Regions from separate parts of the Mus musculus genome. Here region 1 is linked to region 2. Evidence: chromatin loops called from intact Hi-C (ENCODE). Cell type or tissue: heart. All regions are shown on one strand. Each heading gives the region's core, and the rest is flanking DNA. Links, peaks and the distances in the headings are about the cores only.

Region 1 (8,330 bases), core at 57-8,056, 160 kb after region 2:
AAGGCTCTTTGCTGGCTATAGAGAACAAAGAGCTTCTTTCTGGCTGTATTTTTAGAGATCAGGGGAAACAAGCTTGGGGAACGTCCAGGGGCTTTACCTTCCAGGGAGAAACGCTCTAAGTCGGGGTCTCACAGTCCCACCCCTGAATTCAGGTCCTCAGGGTGTTACCTTTACACATCATGTGAGAGAGAGAGAGAGAGAGAGAGAGAGAGAGAGAGAGAGAGAGGGGGAGGGAGGGAGAGAGGAGGCCACTGTCCCTATGTAGGTTGAAAATCAGCCGTAGCAGCCACAAGACTGATAAGATCCCTAAGAGGGCGTGGCTGATGGAGGGATGGTTGTCTTGCTGTGCTCGCTCCCATTGAGCTTCATTGACACCACCTCTAGGCTCCAGGGGTCACCCAGGTCCCCCTAAGTACTTGGAGTTTTAGCATGGCTCCCTCATTTCCCATCTGTATGAAGAAGAAAAAATTACAAGAGCGATCAGAAAAACTCTGTGCCCTGGGAAAGCTCAAAACCGTAACTACGGGCTCAGGGAAAGGTGAGCGACCCAGGAGGAAAGGAGCCCTACAGCCTCATATCAGCCTCCTCACATCAGCCTATCCTCAGCAGAGATTGGCCCTGTGGATCCCTGATTGCTGTCGATAAGGCCACCACCCCCACAGTCACCAACTCCTTTCTTTCCCACGTGTTTATAGTGCCAGCATGGACCCCAGGATGGAAAACCATGCGTGTGGTGCTTCTCGTTATCGAGGCAGAACACACTTCTAAAGTTCGGTCCATCTCCTGGATCTGGAGCCCTGAGGGAGCGGTCAGGCCCCTGGTCTTCAGTGCTTATATGCCTGGTCCCTTAGTTTGGGGTGTTGCTCAACCCTGTGCTGGTTGTGCACAAAGACCGCATGTGAGGGAGGTGAAATATACACGTACACACACACACACACACACACACACACACACACACACACATACACACACATGTATATATATACATATTCATATATGTATACACACATACATACACAGGGCCAGGTATCTCAGGGATCCCAACCTGAGCATGAACCTTTATCCAGTTGAGGAAATTAAGCTTCTACAGTATTTTCCATTTTTAAGTACTCCTCCTCCCTGGGGGAGCTTAGTGGAGGGTTGTTCTACAAGAAGCTCTGGACAAAACATGGAGCGTTTCCTAGTGAGTGGCAGCAGCACCACAGTCCTTGGGGTCCCGAGGGCAGGAGAGGTTACACCCTGGCAACCGTCCTCACACGAGGCTCTCTGGCTCCAGATGTGTCCTGTCTTTCCTGTGTCTCTGTCTAGCATTTAGCAGGCTATGCATACTTAGATCTGGTGGACAGTGCTTTGCTGAGTTGGGTGTGAGTTATGTGGTCTCAGGGGTTCTGTGGGGGCAGCTGCAAATAGGTGTCTTTCCCAAGGTAATAGTGTGGAATGACTTTTTTTTCCCTAACCCAACGGTACATGGGGTGTTTCCTCAGGTATATTATTATTTTTCATTTCCCAAAGTGTTGCTTTTCTTCTGGCTTTGATAGAGTGGAGGAGAGGTCTGTTTTGGCTCACGGTTTGAAGGGACCCAGTGCTTCATGGTGGTGATGGCAGTGGGGAATTCCTAGAGGCAGCTGTGTCGCTGGGACCACGAAACAGGCAGAGATGAGTGAGCTTGTGTTCAACTGGCCTTTACATTTTTTTTAAAAAAAGAGGCCCAACATGTCCAGATTTTATTTATAAAGCTTTTTTTTTTTTCCTGGCTGTTATACAGAGAATAAAAATGTTGCTACAGCCACAGTGTAACTGGTAGGCACAGATGGCCGATTCACCCATCACAGCTGTCCACACTACAGCAAGTCTCACATGAAAATATTTACAGCCCCCCTCTCTCTGTTGAGAATAGTCTTCTCTTATACAGTACATCCTGAACACCCCCCCCCCCACCCCACTCCTCCCAGCTCCCTTTGCCCAGATCCCTCCCGGCCTCTTTCCCTAAGTCAGAGCTTGTTTTCTTTTCACTGGATACAGATTTAAAGATGTATCTATTTCATTTATAATGAGTACACTGTAACTGTCCTCACACACCAGAAGAGTGCACGGGATCCCACTACAGATGGGTGTGAGCCACCATGTGGTTGCTGGGAATTGAACTCAGGACCTCTGGAAGAGCAGTGCTCTTAACCTGCTGAGCCACCTCACCATCGTTAAGAGCTTGTTTTCAGTAACTTCTGGGGAATAACAATGACGTTGAGCTTTGGCAAACTCCTTACAGAGGACTGCAGGAAACTAGTTTTTCTGGTCCTCTGCCTGTTGGTGTAGGTCACTCAAGACTCCAACTGCTAATCCCGACTAATCTGATTTCCTGGTGTGAACTCAAAAGCTTCTTTGTTTCTGATAGAGATTAACTTTACAGACAATGTTGAAAACCCTACTAAAAAACGACCTTTACTCTTTTTTTGCCTTCCCATGAACTCCTCTAACCCATCTCAGAAGCAGCCTGCCTCCTTGTTTTGAACAAATCAGAAAAAGTCCAACAGAGTAACAAATGTATCTTTTTGGAAGCTGAGTAAAGTCTTGGGTGTTGCTTCCTGCTGCTTCCGTTGATGTGCCGGTTTAGTTGGTAACTCCTGTAATTATCCTTGTTCATTTATTCCAGAATTCAACAAATCCAACTCCAAATGGTTTCACAAGTTGACAATGTCCCCCTGTGTCCTCCTGGTACGGGAATTCAAATACCATGGTGTCTCTGACCCAAGGACTGTCTCCTGACTACCCACTACCAAACAAGGAGACCTTCTAACCCAATGACGCCCTAATTCAGCCGGAAGCCGACTGCTTCCTGACTTGAGACCCCAAGTCTTCCAGTTTACCAGGCCATAAGCAGAGAAGATTACAAAGAGAGCAAGGACACACGGAGGTTCCCCCACCCCGCTACACAGGGATGAGTGGCAGGATCTGCCTGACTACTGTCCCGGAAATGGCTCACACATTAACTAGGCCTCACCCCCTTACCCAGACAGATCGACGACCCCTGTCATTTAACCCAAGTATGACCTATTCCCCTACCTTGGCCATGCAGCATAGGCCACATATTAACTAAGCCTACTTTTCTTCCCTTCTGTCTGAAACCTTAAACAGCAGACACCCTGCTCTGCTTGCTTTGAGGTACCTCAGAGACCCCGCTGTGCCACCTGAGGCCCTGTTGCTGCTGTTAAAACACTGGTTGAACCTCTTTTCCTTTCCCACCCTAAAGCTAAACAGTAGTGTTTTGAGGAAGTGATGCTAACTCAATTTGGAGGAATCGTGTTTAGAACAAAGAATACAAAAACAAACAGACAAATAAAAACCGTAAAAACAAAGTCAGATACAAAACTGTGTAATTGGCCAATGGGTGGTGGACAGTTGAGGGGCCTAGGCCATCGGACTCACTGGCCTCAGGTGACTCCACTTGAGGCTTCAGGGTGACAGGAAATTCCCAGGGTCTTCACCCAGCTGAAGCAGAGGGTGGCTGAGTAGTGATTTCTGGGGTGGGGAAGGGGGAAGTCTTTCTTCAAGTCATGTCTGAGAATCTCTCCTTGACTTTGGGTCGCCACTGTCCTGTCTCAGGTGAGAGGCAGAGTCTTCAGTGACTGTCCCTTCCTTTGCACACCATCAGTGTACCAAGCCCCCTGCCCCCCCCCACCCCCCCCAGCCCATGCATGTAACTGAAGCAGCCACATACTAACGTGATTCTCACCCATTTTTGCCCGGAGTGTAGGTTAGAGGGTTTAAAGCAGGGCAGAGGAGGGACTGGGTACTGAAAAAGACGTCTTGTTTAATGCTACAGAGCTCGTTCACTGGAGGTTTTATTTGAAGCTGTAGCCTGCATCCATGGTACCTCAGCACAGACAATACTTCACCGGGTCCTGAGGACTTGGGTTACTGCTTTTTAATTCTAGCAAAGACATTTTAAACAAACGCATGAATACAGAGAGAAGATCCCGGGGAATGCCCCAGCACCCTACGTACCGCTACAGCTATCAAATTGAAACCTCCCTCTTCATCCTTAAGCGTCATTCACACTTTTTTTTTTTTTGTTTGTTTGTTTTTGTTTTTCGAGACAGGGTTTCTCTGTATAGCCCTGGCTGTCCTGGAACTCACTTTGTAGACCAGGCAGTCCTCGAACTCAGAAATCCTCCTGCCTCTGCCTCCCCCTCTTCCTCCCTCCCTCTCTCCCACTGTGCTGGGATTAAAGGCGTGTGCCACCACGCCCGGCTTTCATTCACATTTTTTGCAACGAATTCCAGAGAGTAGGTCTTCCTCCTGCCCCTGACCCCCCTCTTCCTCCCTCCCTCTCTCCCACTACCAGCTTCCTTAAGGAGAAAGTGAGATAATCTAGACATTCGGTGAAATGAAGATCAGCTCCGGGCTGAGAAGTCAGGGAAGGAGGAAGGAACTGGTCTATTATAAATTTGTCAGGGCTCTGTGTTTCCGATATGAATTGAATCTCCTGCAAAGACTCTGTGCTGAGGACAGCCGTCTCCCTCTAGCTCCCCCTTGCGGCTGATTTCCTCTAGGTCGAGGGGGAGGGAGTCAGGGATAGGAAAACAGAATGGCTCTTGCCCCCCCTGCTGGCTGCCCGCGTGGATGACAGGAAAGGCCCACAGCAGGGGTGCACCTGGGAGGACGTTTCTTGGTTTGCGGTTCCTTCAGGAACCACCCCTCCCCAGCCCCTCCCCCCCAGCAGACAGGCAAACGATGGGACACGGTGTGAGGAAGGGTCTCCTCAAAGTTTTAGCCCCCGTCTTATCTACAGGTCTGCAGGGCTCCAGGGATGGCAAGGCTTACAGCGGGCCACAGCGGGCCGCAGCGGGCCAATGCCCACGAGGGCTAGCACTGCACGGTGCCAGGAGGAGCAGACTCCTGCTGTGTGTTTCTGGCATCCTGCATGACAGACACCAGTGAACCCATCATCCCTTTAAATGGAAACTCAATGGCAGAGGCTAGTTGTCCTAGCAACTGCAGGACAGAAGAGCCTTTGTCGGGGCTGGAGAGATGGCTCAGCAGTTAAGGGCACTGACTGCTCTTTCAAAGGTCCTGAGTTCAATTCCCAGCAACCACATGGTGGCTCACAACCATCTGTAATGAGATCCGATGCCCTCTTCTACAGTGTACTCATATAAATAAAATGAATCTTTAAAAAAAAAAAAGAGCAAAAAAGAAGAGCCTTTGTCACTGGCTGTGGCAACACATGCTGGTGACCATGTCCTCTTCTTCCCCCCCACCTCCCACTCTCCTTTAGACATGCAGGCCCCTAGTAGCTGTTGAACTATTGGGTTTGTCTTTATTAGAGAGACTGTCTCTGATTTATCAGACTTCACAGCAGAGAAGAGAGATCTGCGGAAGGAGGCAGCTGTGTAAATAGAGCCTGGATGAGACTGGCCTGGATCACCCTAGGCACTGTGGTCTCCCAAGTGGGATCTCAAAGATGGCATAGTCAAATATGGCACCATGGTGGGGACGTACTCCCAGCCTTGTCGCAGAGCTGTCTGGGATTTGAAGGCAATAATTATCTTTATTTTCAGTACTTGCCTTCTTTATGTTGGCTCAGACAAGTACTGTAGGGCATTTGAACAGGTTTCCTCTGTGGTCCGCTCTCTGTAGGGGACTCCACTGAGTCAGCTTGTTTTCAGACACTGAACAGCACGGAAAAGTTGACATGTCAGTTTGTGAACACAGAGGATCTGGAATGAACTTTGCCGTGCCACACTCTGTACCCTCAGTTCGAGATGGGAGGTGACAGCTGATAACTGTTACGAAAAGGCATTCTTGAGGCCAGCATGTGCCTGGGACTCAGCTTGGCTTCTGAAGACCATGAAGTGTGGCAAGCCTGACACCGACATCCGAATCTCTTCCCAGACCACAATGGGATTCATTTCTTCCTAGCTCTCAGGTGTCCATGATTTGAAGGCAGTACTGCCCGTTACCCACTCCAAGATTCTCGGATACAGTACACAGCCTCTCTCCTGGTTTCTGTATGCACTGCTCCTCCTTCAGGCTCCTCCAAGGCCACAGGGAGTGGAGAAAGGAGGGGTCTTAGGGTGTACCCTTCTCTGTCAGTTGTCATCTGAGTATCCCACTCTTCTGCTAACAGGGTCCTCATGATGGCAAAGCACGCCCAGGCTAAAGCAGGACCCACTTTCCACCTGAGGTCTGGCTATAGTTCCTCAGCTTCCAGTCACTGTGTGGGGCCCTAGAGCACCACCCAGATTCTCTTAGAAAAACACCGCAATTGTGGAACTCTCCAGAACAGTCTCTAAATGAGAAAGTCAGGATTGGGCAAATTGATGTGATTCAGCTGTCTACGACCTGAGTTGATACCACCCAAGCAGGTTTCAAATGTCGTTACAGTATAGATATGATACAAAGGGAGAAGCAATTCTGGACTAGGCTGGGTTAGATGGCAGCAGGGCACCACCAAAGTCTCTGGTTATCTGATGCTTGGAGATGTGACTTCATCAGACTGTTCCTGAATCAATTTGTAGATCTATGGTTTGTGCTTGGTGCCCTGTCGCATTGTGAAGGAAGTGCCTGATCTACACACCAGAGCTTAAAACGCATTTAGAAATTTTCATGTCTTGATTTCCATTCTCAGGTCAGGCTGAGCTCACGAATCATGAGCTCGTCTGACGCTTACAACTTTGTGGCATGTCAGAGGATGAGCAGACCCACTCAGAAATGTCTCTGCATGTTCCTGCTGTCCGTCTGTGGGACTTTGTAACCCACGCTGGTTAAGTGTCTATCCAAGCCTCAGGCTGAGTAGCTATGCATGATGTTCCCTGAGAGGCAGGCAGTAACTTCTGGGAGTGAACAGTAACGAGACAAGATGCCTGAGAACCAAAAGTTCAGCGTGAGGGCTTGGGTGTAGATTCTTTTATCATTAAACATCCAGCTGAACAAAGCATCCAGGATGGCCATTAGCCCACCAGTGAGCTCCCCTGCCTCGCTACACGGAGACAGTCCACACTGAAAACAAACAAGCTGTTCCAAAGACGGAAGACAAGGCTGTTCAGAAGAAAAGATATTCTAGAAGCAACCAAAGCAACAAAAACTTCTGACATGGGAACGCATTCAGCATGAAAATATGTAAATAAAATAAAGTTCTAGTCTTAGTTAGGGTTTTACTGCTGTGAACAGACACCATGACCAAGGCAACTCTTATAAGGACAATATTTAATTGGGGTTGGCTTACAGGTTCAGAGGTTCAGTCTATTATCATTAAGGTGGGAACACAGCAGCATCAAGGCAGGCATGGTGCAGGGGGAGCTGAGAGTTCTACATCTTCATCTGAAGGCTGCTAGGAGAAGACTGGCAGCTAAGATGAGGGTCTTAAAGTCCACACCTACGGCCCACACCTGCTCCAACAAGGCCACACCTCCAAATAGTGCCATTCCCTGGGCCAAGCATATACAAATCACCACAGTTCTGTTGGTTGTTTTCATTTGTAAGCATTTTAAGTGTTCTCATGAGATACATCAAGTGAAATTATACATTAAAGTTAGAAACAGTTTTAAGAGTGAATTGGAAAAGAAAAAAACCAACTGTGTCACCCTCACTTCTGACACCATCTCTTTCTTTATTCATCTGGAACTTTTTTAGTTTATTGAAAAACAACCGTAGGTAGGTGAGATTATAGATTGTGTGCACCATCTAATATTGTGCAACAGTGCCCTGGTATGATCATGTCACAGTTTGTGTGACCACCAATGGCCTTATTGATGAGCATTGGGGCCATTTTCCAATATTAGAAAACCGAGGTTCATTTTCTCCATGTCCTTTCGGGCTAACAAACAGTTTTTTTTGTTTTTTGTTTTTTTTTTTTAAATTTCCCAGTCTCTCTCTCTCTTTTTAAAGATTTATTTATTTTATGTATATGAATACACTGTAGCTGTTATCAGACATGCCAGAAAAGGGCACCAGACCCCACTACAGATGGTTGTGAGCCACCATGTGGTTGCTGGGAATTGAACTCAGGACCTCTGGAAGAGCAGTTGGTGCTCTTAACCACTGAGCCACCTCTCCAGCCCAGTGTCTCTCTTTTTACAACTTCGTTAGGTATTGTTAAAAGTGCCACAGAGAATAAAAACCTTATTTCAGAAAATAAATATAAAGATAAAAGTACAAAAAGGAAAAAAAAACCCACAGATGTAAATGTCATAACTTTATTCAACATATAAATGTTATGGTTTTTTAATTCCCTTCCGTTTATCTTGCTGTCTTTCTTCTTGGTTCTTCATGTGTGGAGGAGTCCTTCTGAGGACATCTATAGGTTCCGACTTTTAAGCATTTCCTTGTTC
Region 2 (8,330 bases), core at 159-8,158:
CCGCGAGAACAAGACTGCTGTGGTTGTGGGGACGGTCACAGATGATGTGCGGATTCTGGAAGTTCCCAAGCTGAAGGTGTGTGCACTGCGGGTGAGCAGCCGGGCCCGGAGTCGCATCCTCAAGGCTGGGGGTAAGATCCTCACCTTTGACCAGCTGGCCCTGGAGTCTCCCAAGGGCCGGGGCACTGTGCTCCTGTCTGGTCCTCGGAAGGGCCGAGAGGTATACCGACATTTTGGCAAGGCCCCAGGAACCCCACACAGCCATACCAAACCCTATGTCCGTTCCAAGGGCCGGAAGTTTGAGCGCGCCAGAGGCCGAAGGGCCAGCAGAGGCTACAAAAACTAACCCTGGATCTTAACTGTTAATAAAAAAAAGCATTGGAAAAAAGAAAAAAGAAAAAAAGAAAAAGAGAAAGAAAGTGAAAGAGAAAGAGAAGGAGAAAGAGAAGGAGAAAGAGAAAGAGAAAAGAAAACCATAATGAGTATGTAAATAAATAAATTGGGTTAAAAGGGAAAGAAAAACCTAAGGAAAATAAAACCAGAAACTGTATATAATATCCCCCTTTCTAGATCAGTATGTTGCCTACACAGTATAAGAAAGAACTTTTTTTTTTTTTTTTTTTTTAAATTTCAAGACAGGCTCTCCCTTTGTAGCCTGAGCAGTAAACTCATGAGTGTCCTGCCTCAGTCTTCCCAGTGTTAGAGAAACAGCTTGAGCCAGCAAGCCTAGCAGAACTATATCTGCTGATATGAAGATATACCGTCAGGTAGTGGTGGCGCTCACCTTTAATCCCAGCACTTGGGAGGCAGAGGCAGGACAGCCAGGGCTACACAGAGAAGCCCTGTCTTGAAAAACAAACAAACAAACAAACAAACAAACAGAAAGAAAGAAAAAAAGAAAAGAAAATATACCCAGGGAATAAGCAAGCCACAAAGTCAAGTATACACCATGCTGCTACCTTTGGAGCACAAAGGGTAGAAAATTCCAGACATATTTTCATTTTTACACAACTAAAAGATATAGGCTAAAGAGAAGCCTGGAAACGATTAACTGGAAAAAGGCAGGTAGGAGTAGACTTTGTATCATTTTCTTTTTTTTTTTTTTAATGTATTTATTTATTATATGTAAGTACACTGTAGCTGTCTTCAGACACTCCAGAAGAGGGAGTCAGATCTTGTTACAGATGGTTGTGAGCCACCATGTGGTTGCTGGGATTTGAACTCTGGACCTTCGGAAGAGCAGTCGGGTGCTCTTACCCACTGAGCCATCTCACCAGCCCCTGCATCATTTTCAAATATCATTTCTATCAACTTTATGTACCTGTTCGTCATGTTTACTAGAGTCACCAAAGAGATGAGCCACTAGCCATGCCTGCCAGGGATCATCTGAAGTGGGTCAGCCTCTAGGCGTGTCTGGGAAGAATTATGGAGAGTGGGTGGGGTGGGGCACGCCCTAACTGGGATGTTAATAGCTAAGCTCTGCAGATGAGGTGGGACCAGCTTCCATGGCTCCTGACTCCAAGACTCCTCACCATGGTGATCAGTACCCCAAACTGAAAGCCAAAGTAGATCCTTTCCCGTTAAATGGCTTTATCTGGGCATTTTATTGGTGCAACAGAAAAGGTGACCAAGACACTTTCTTAATACCTAACATACCCGGTTTAGCATAATGTAAAATAATCCAAAAGGAAAACCAGGCAACAGTTAACAATTTACCATTTTGTTTTCTTTTGTGCCGATGGCCATCAGAGGACAACCGCTGGGAACTGGCCCAGGGATCAGACTTGGGGGTGTTAGGCTTGGCCGCAAGCCCCCTTACCTGCTGAGCCATCTAGCCAGCCCTCACCTTTTTTTTTTTTTTTTTTTTTTGAGACAGGGTTTCTATCCTGGAGCTCACTTTGTAGACCAGGCTGGCCTCGAACTCAGAAATCTGCCTGCCTCTGCCTCCCGAGTGCTGGGATTAAAGGCGTGTGCCACCACGCCCGGCTCCAGCCCTCACCTTTAACAGCATCGAATTCCCGCTCTTTTTTTTTTTTTTTTTTTTTTTTTTTTTTTTTTTTTTTTTTTTTTTTTTGCCAGCTCTCTTATTCCCTCTTCAAACTAGCCTTCTTGCTCCCAGCTTACAAGTAGAACTGCCGGCTAATCATCATTCTAGAAGTGCTGGAGGATCACGGGACTCATGTGAGTATGCAGATTGTCCCGAGTCTCCGGGAACTCTGTAAACTACAGATGAGTCTAAGAGGCGGTCACAGGCCAGGCAGACTCCCATGCACCGCTACAATTCAGATGCTGACGGGTGCTCAAAGAGCCTTGTATAGAAAGGCTAACTCCAGCTTGGGCAATCAGGAGGTGAGTAAGGAGGTGAGTAAGGAGGTGGAGTCTGATGGGAGACCCTTAGACCATTGGGGGTACACCTTCCAGGGCGGATGGAGGACCTGGCTCACTCCCCTCTCTTCTGCTTCCTGGGCTGGAGGTGAGTTTGCCTCCCTCCCCCTCCTGTCATTTGCTCTCTGACCCTCTAGCCTAGAAGTGATAGAGCCCACCTAACCAAAAGGTAGAAATCCCAAACCCAGGTGCCAAGGACCTGGGGATGTAGTGTAGTTGAAGGGCACCTGCCTTCCACTTCAGAGGCACTGGGTTCTACCCCAACACCACGGATTTTAAAAAGAAAACAAAACCAGTCTCCTCTGTACCTGCCAGTTTTCCTGCCCAGGCCTGCTGTGTGGGAAGGCAGCATGGAAGGAGCCTGGGGCTGAGCTGGACACCATGTCCTGGGTCACATGCTTTAAAAGTGTGTGTTTGTTTGTTTTTTAATGTCCATTAAACTGGGCATGGTGGTACATACTTTTTTTTTTTTTTCTCTGAGACAGAGTTTCTCTGTATAGCCCTGGCTGTCAACTCACTTTGTAGACCAGGCTGGCCTCGAACTCAGAAATCCACCTGCCTCTGCCTCCCAAATCCTGGGATTAAAGGCGTGTGCCACCACGTCTGGTGGTACATACTTTTAAAACCCAGAACGCAAGAGGCAGAGGCAGGAATATCTTCATGAGTTGTGTCCAGCCTGGTCTGCATAGTGAGTTCCTGACCAGCCAGGGTTCCATAGTGAGATTAGTGAGATGAAACAGTAAAATTGTCAGTTAAGGTCAGGGCTGCTTTTCTTGGATTGAAAGTAGAGAATCTTAAACATTTTAAATGGGCACATGGGAGGTAGGGTCAGGACTCACAGTTACCCAGATGCATCCATGATAATTTTCTTTTGTATAAAGATCATTTACTTTCTCTCCCTCTCTCTCTCTCTCTCTCTCTCTCTCTCTCTCTCTCTCTCTCTCTCTCTTTCTCAGTCTCTCTCAGTGTGTGTGTTTTGTAATAGAGTCTTTCTATGTAGTACTGTTTGTGTCCTGGACTCACTATTTAGACCAAGTTAGCCTTGAACTCACAGAGCTATGAGTTCGGAGATAACCCTGTCTCTGGTTCCCAAGTATTGGGATTAAAGCCTTGCACCACCATGTCTGGCATAAGATATAATTTTTAAGAAAAGGTGTGTAAAGGCAGGAAGTAGTGGTTGCACGCCTTTAATCCCAGCACTCAGGAGCAGAGACAGGGTTATCTCCGAGTTTGAGACCAGCCTGGTCTCCAGATCGAGTTCTAGGACAGCCAGGGCGACACAGAGAAACCCTGTCTTGAAATGCAAAACAAAAGATGGTGTATGGGTGTTTTGCCTGCATATATTTTAATCCCAAAAATTCGAGGAGAAAGACCACGGACACAAATCACGGCCAAATTCTTTAATTAAAGCAAGTAAGTAATCAAAGAAAACGTTTCTATTGGTGTACACAGGTTGCTTCCCCCTAAGGCAGAATTCCAGACATCAGCATTGGATGTGGTCTTTATAGATCAGGGGTAGGGGTTTCCAAATGGGGGACTTGGCAGGCAAAATAGGCAAGTTATGGGTTATGGGAGCAGAGCAGAGCAGAGCAGGGCAACTTAGTCATGATGACCATCTGAAACAGCCATGGTGGCAAGGGGATGTTGCAAGGCAGTCATAACAACCTTTCCAAACAAATTGGGTTGTAAATTGGTTATATATATTGAAACAAAGACATGGTTACTGTGTCCTGGGACAGGTAGTACAAAACCATTTGTAGTTAAGGTCACAGGTGGGACATAGCCCAATCCTTGAGAAACAGGTTTAATCACAAACCGACATGAGCCTTGTTCGTCTTTACTATAAGATGGCTTTTAAGCCTAAGATGGAGGCAGGCTGGTTCGTCAATTTGCCTGTTCACCATGTGTGTTCCTGGTGACTGCTTAAGTCAGAAGAGGGGGTTGATCCCTGGAACTGGAGTTACAGATGGTTGTGAGCTATCACGTAAGTGCTAGAGGTTAGACTCGGCCTCTGAGCCATCTCTCCGAGCCAGAATGGGGAATGTAGCTTAGTGGAGAAAGCTTGCCTACCAAGACTCAATCCCTCCCCTCCCCCACCCCCTCCGTGTGTGTGTGTGTGTGTGTGTGTGTGTGTGTGTGTGTGTGTGTGTGTGTGTATGTGTTTCACACACACACAATTTTTTTTAGCTAGTTGTCTTAGTTAGGGTTTTACTGCTGTGAAGAGACACCACGACCAAGGCAACTCTTATAAGGACAACATTTAATTGGGGCTGGCTTACAGGTTCAGAGGTTCAGTTCAGTATCATCAAGGCGAGAGCTTGGCAGCATCCAGGCAGGCATGGTGCAGGAGGAGCTGAGATTTCATCTGAAGGCTGGTAGTGGAAGACTTGCTTCCAGGATGCTAGGCAAGAGTTTTAAAGCCCATACACACAGTGACACACCTACTCCAACAAGGCCACACCTCCAAATAGTGCCACTCCCTGGGCCGAGCATACACAAACCACCACACTAGAGTTTTCATACCTTGAGAGAATTGTAATATAGGTCCTAAGAACTTGTAATGCAAATTATTGTCCACAGGGTGGCGCCAAACACATCTTACTCTCCGAAGTCTTATTAGTTTGGCTGTGTAGACCAGATCTGCATTAAAGGTTTCTGGCCTCGGCTAGGAGTGCTGGCATTACAAGCATGTGGGGGTACCTTGTTGCTCTTCAATACTGAGGATTAAAAAAAAATTAACAGCAAACCAAAAAAAGGCCATTCTTTCTGAAGGAACCAGTCTGGGGACAAGGAGTTCCAGTGTTCCCTCTGTGAACCAAGATGTCTCTGCACCCTTAGAAAATTACATGGCAAGTGTCAACCTAATCTGTGACATAATTAGTAGAATAGACACTTATTTTCGGGCACAGGGACCAGAGGGTGGCTCAGTTGATAAAAGTATTTACCCATGCAAGCATGAAAATGCCTGTTTTCTTTGTTTGGTTTTTGGGGTTTTTTCTGTAGACCAGGCTGGCCTCAAACTCAGAAATCTGCCTGCCTCTGCCTCCCAAGTGCTGGGATTAAAGGTGTGCGCCACCACTGCCCGGCTTCTTTGTTTTCAAGTCAGAGTCTCTGTACGTTGCTCAGGCTGTTTTAGAACTTATTATTATACAGATCAGGCTGGCCTCAAACTCACGAAGACCTGTCCAGTCTGGTTTGAAATTTGCAATCCCAGCTCTGGGAGAAAGACAGGCTAATCCCTGGTGATAACAGCCAGCCAGCTTAGTCCTTGGTACAACTGACCACCCAGCCTAGCCTAACCTCAGGACAGAGACGTTTTCTCAGAAAATGAGAAGATCACCTAAGGGTGACCCTTGAGGTTAACCCCGGGTCTCCACATGCATGTGTACCTTCACACACATGCACATGTGCACACAACACAGCCACCTACAAAACGGGTTACTTGTCAGGTATTTCCTCAACTACATAGATACAGGCTAGCCTAGGGCAACATGAAACTTTATCTTTAAAAAAAATCAGAGGCTGAACACAGTGGGGCACACCTCTGATTCCAGCACTCAAGAGGCAGTGTCGCAGGATCTCTGAGTTCAGGACCAGCCTAGTCTATACAGTGAGTTTCAAGCCAGCTAGGACTAGTTGTATGCCATATAAAGACCTTGTCTTTAAAAAGGAAGAAAAATTCATACAGCGCCTCACTACGTAGCCCAAGCTGGTCTCAAATTCGAGAGCCTCCTCACTCAGCAGCCCAAGCCTGGAACGGCAGGCACGTCACCATGCTCAGTGACTTGCTTTAAAATGGGGCTAAGAGTGCGACTGAGCATGTGCGAGGCCCTGGGCTCCATCCCCAGCACCAGAAGAGGAAAGTCTCTATCACGGAATGTAGGGTAAAACGTTACAAAAGGATTTGGACCTCAGCACTTGAGGCAGAGGCTGGACAGATGGCTCAGTGGTCATTTGCTCTTCTTCCAGAGAACCAGGGTTCAATTCTTGGTGCTCACACAATAGCATATAACCACCTGGAACTCCAGGTAAAGCAGAGTCAATGCCCTGTTACCTTCTCTGTGGGCACCAGACACACATGTGCACAACACGTGCAGGAAAAAAAAAAACAAAACAACCCATACAGAAAAAATTACTGAGACCTGCCTCCACACCCCCCCCAAAAAAAACCAACCAAACAACAACCCAAAGGTCATAATACAATTTTAGTCATATAAAATTATGCAAAAGAAAAAATCAGGCTATTAGGAACTAAATTCTCAGCTGGGGCTTTTGATTTTTTTTTTTTTTTTTTTGTCTTTATTGCTAACAGGAGTATCTTAGTCAGAGTTTCTATTCCTGCACAAACACACGACCAAGAAGCAAGTTGGGGAGGAAAGGGTTTATTCAGTTTACACTTCCATACTGCTGTTCATTACCAAGGAAGTCAGGACTGGAACTCAAGCAGGTCAGGAAGCAGGAGCTGATGCAGAGGCCATGGAGGGATATTCTTTACTGGCTTGCTTCCCCTGGCTTGTTCTTATAGAACCCAAGACTACCAGCCCAGGGATGGTACCACCCACAAGGGGCCCTTCCCCCTTGATCACTAATTGAGAAAATGCCCCACAGATGGATCTCATGGAGGCATTTCCCCAACTGAAGCTCCTTTCTCTGTGATAACTTTAGCTTGTGTCAAGTTGACACACAAAACCAGCCAGAACAAGGAGTAAAAGCTTAGAAAGGTCTGTGAGTGCAGACTTTCTCTCCACGTATCAATATCAGGTGACACAGTCCATTACATGTGCACAGAGCTCTTAGTCTCAGTGCTAGAGGCTGAGGTAGGAGGGGTGTGAGTTCAAAGGCAGCCTGGGCTGCTTTCCAGTATAGCCTTGAATAGCCACAAGATCCTAACACACACACACACACACACACACACACACACACACACAGTTTTACTGTTAGATCCAGGAGGCTGACCAGTGTCCAAGATGATTTGGCCTGGCCATCCTGGGCCCCTAGTGCAGTCTGCTGAGTTCCACAATTCATGCAGAGCTCCAAGATCGTGAGTATGACACTTTTATGCTGCCTCCTAAACTGGGTTCTTAGTCTGTGGTGCCCCCACCTCCACCCCAAAGACCCAATTCTGCTGCTACTTGGCTCAAAGAGCTTAAAGAACACAACAGGAGAAACCCAAGGGATGGTATTCTGGGAAAGCGACATCTTTATATAAATTATCTTTATTTATGTGGCATACAAAAGGTATAAATAGAATTCATGTAAAACCTGCACACTCAAGCAGAGTCCATGAAATGGGAGTATACAGCTCTCTAGGCTGGGCAGAAAGTCATAGCCCCACCCCCTTCAAGTGGAGACAGAGAGCAGTTTTCACTCAACAAAGGTGGCTCGTCTGGGAAAGCAGAGGTGTGTCAGGTTTCAGAGCACATTTATGAACAAGGCACTTGATGGGACGCCTGCCAGAGGCAGAGACAGTGACATCTGAAGGGACAGGCAAGACACTGGCCTTAGCACAGGTCTCACCTCCCAGATCTCACGCTGTAGTCGTCACACAGCTGTGAGCATGGAGCAACAGGATGCAGGGATGCAGGGACCTCCTCCATACAGGAAAAACCACGGAGCAGTTGCCAGTTTGAGAGTGGGGGACCACTGAATGTAGACCCAAAGTTTTTGAATTCTTAAGTTCAGGTACACTGTAGGCTGGGGACCTTGAGGAATTTGTCATGATTCGCTGGGAGATGTTCGAGATGTTCAAGATCTCAAAGACTCAGCATGCAGGGCAGTGTCTCCACTGGTGTGGGCCAGGTTTCGAGGCTGGAGGACAAAGCTGACAGGCAAAGCCTGTGGAGTGTCGGCGAGGTGACCTCCTCACCAAGACTCTTGCTGCCTCTAAGGAGACACTAGATTAAGATTCCAGAGAGCAAAGATTCCGAAGATCTGGCCACAGTCAT

What was found. Peaks named below come from ENCODE experiments on the same cell type or tissue, not always from the same donor. Only the 100,000 strongest peaks of a DNase experiment are listed, where the experiment ranks them.
Region 1: it touches region 2 in a loop (8-fold over the local background); 7 of 42 quality-filtered maps call a loop at or near these places.

The regions. Positions count from the first base shown.
Region 1 is chr6:128,475,392-128,483,721 of GRCm38, forward strand. The region is part of intron 2 of Gm10069 (predicted gene 10069); the gene reads left to right. Pzp (PZP, alpha-2-macroglobulin like) reads right to left here. Exons shown (of 36, transcript NM_007376.4): 36 at 8,176-8,330. The coding sequence ends at 8,313. Among named protein-coding and RNA genes, the nearest start is that of Gm10069, 41 kb to the left of the region's middle. In heart, for the core only: no CTCF peak of the experiment used is centred there; a DNase peak (open chromatin) is centred at 4,560; H3K4me3 peaks cover 794 bases.
Region 2 is chr6:128,313,578-128,321,907 of GRCm38, forward strand. Tulp3 (tubby-like protein 3) reads right to left here. Exons shown (of 11, transcript NM_011657.2): 11 at 7,584-8,330. It also overlaps the pseudogene Rpl18-ps2. Among named protein-coding and RNA genes, the nearest start is that of Tead4, 17 kb to the left of the region's middle. In heart, for the core only: a CTCF peak has its summit at 4,972 (motif pointing right); no DNase peak of the experiment used is centred there.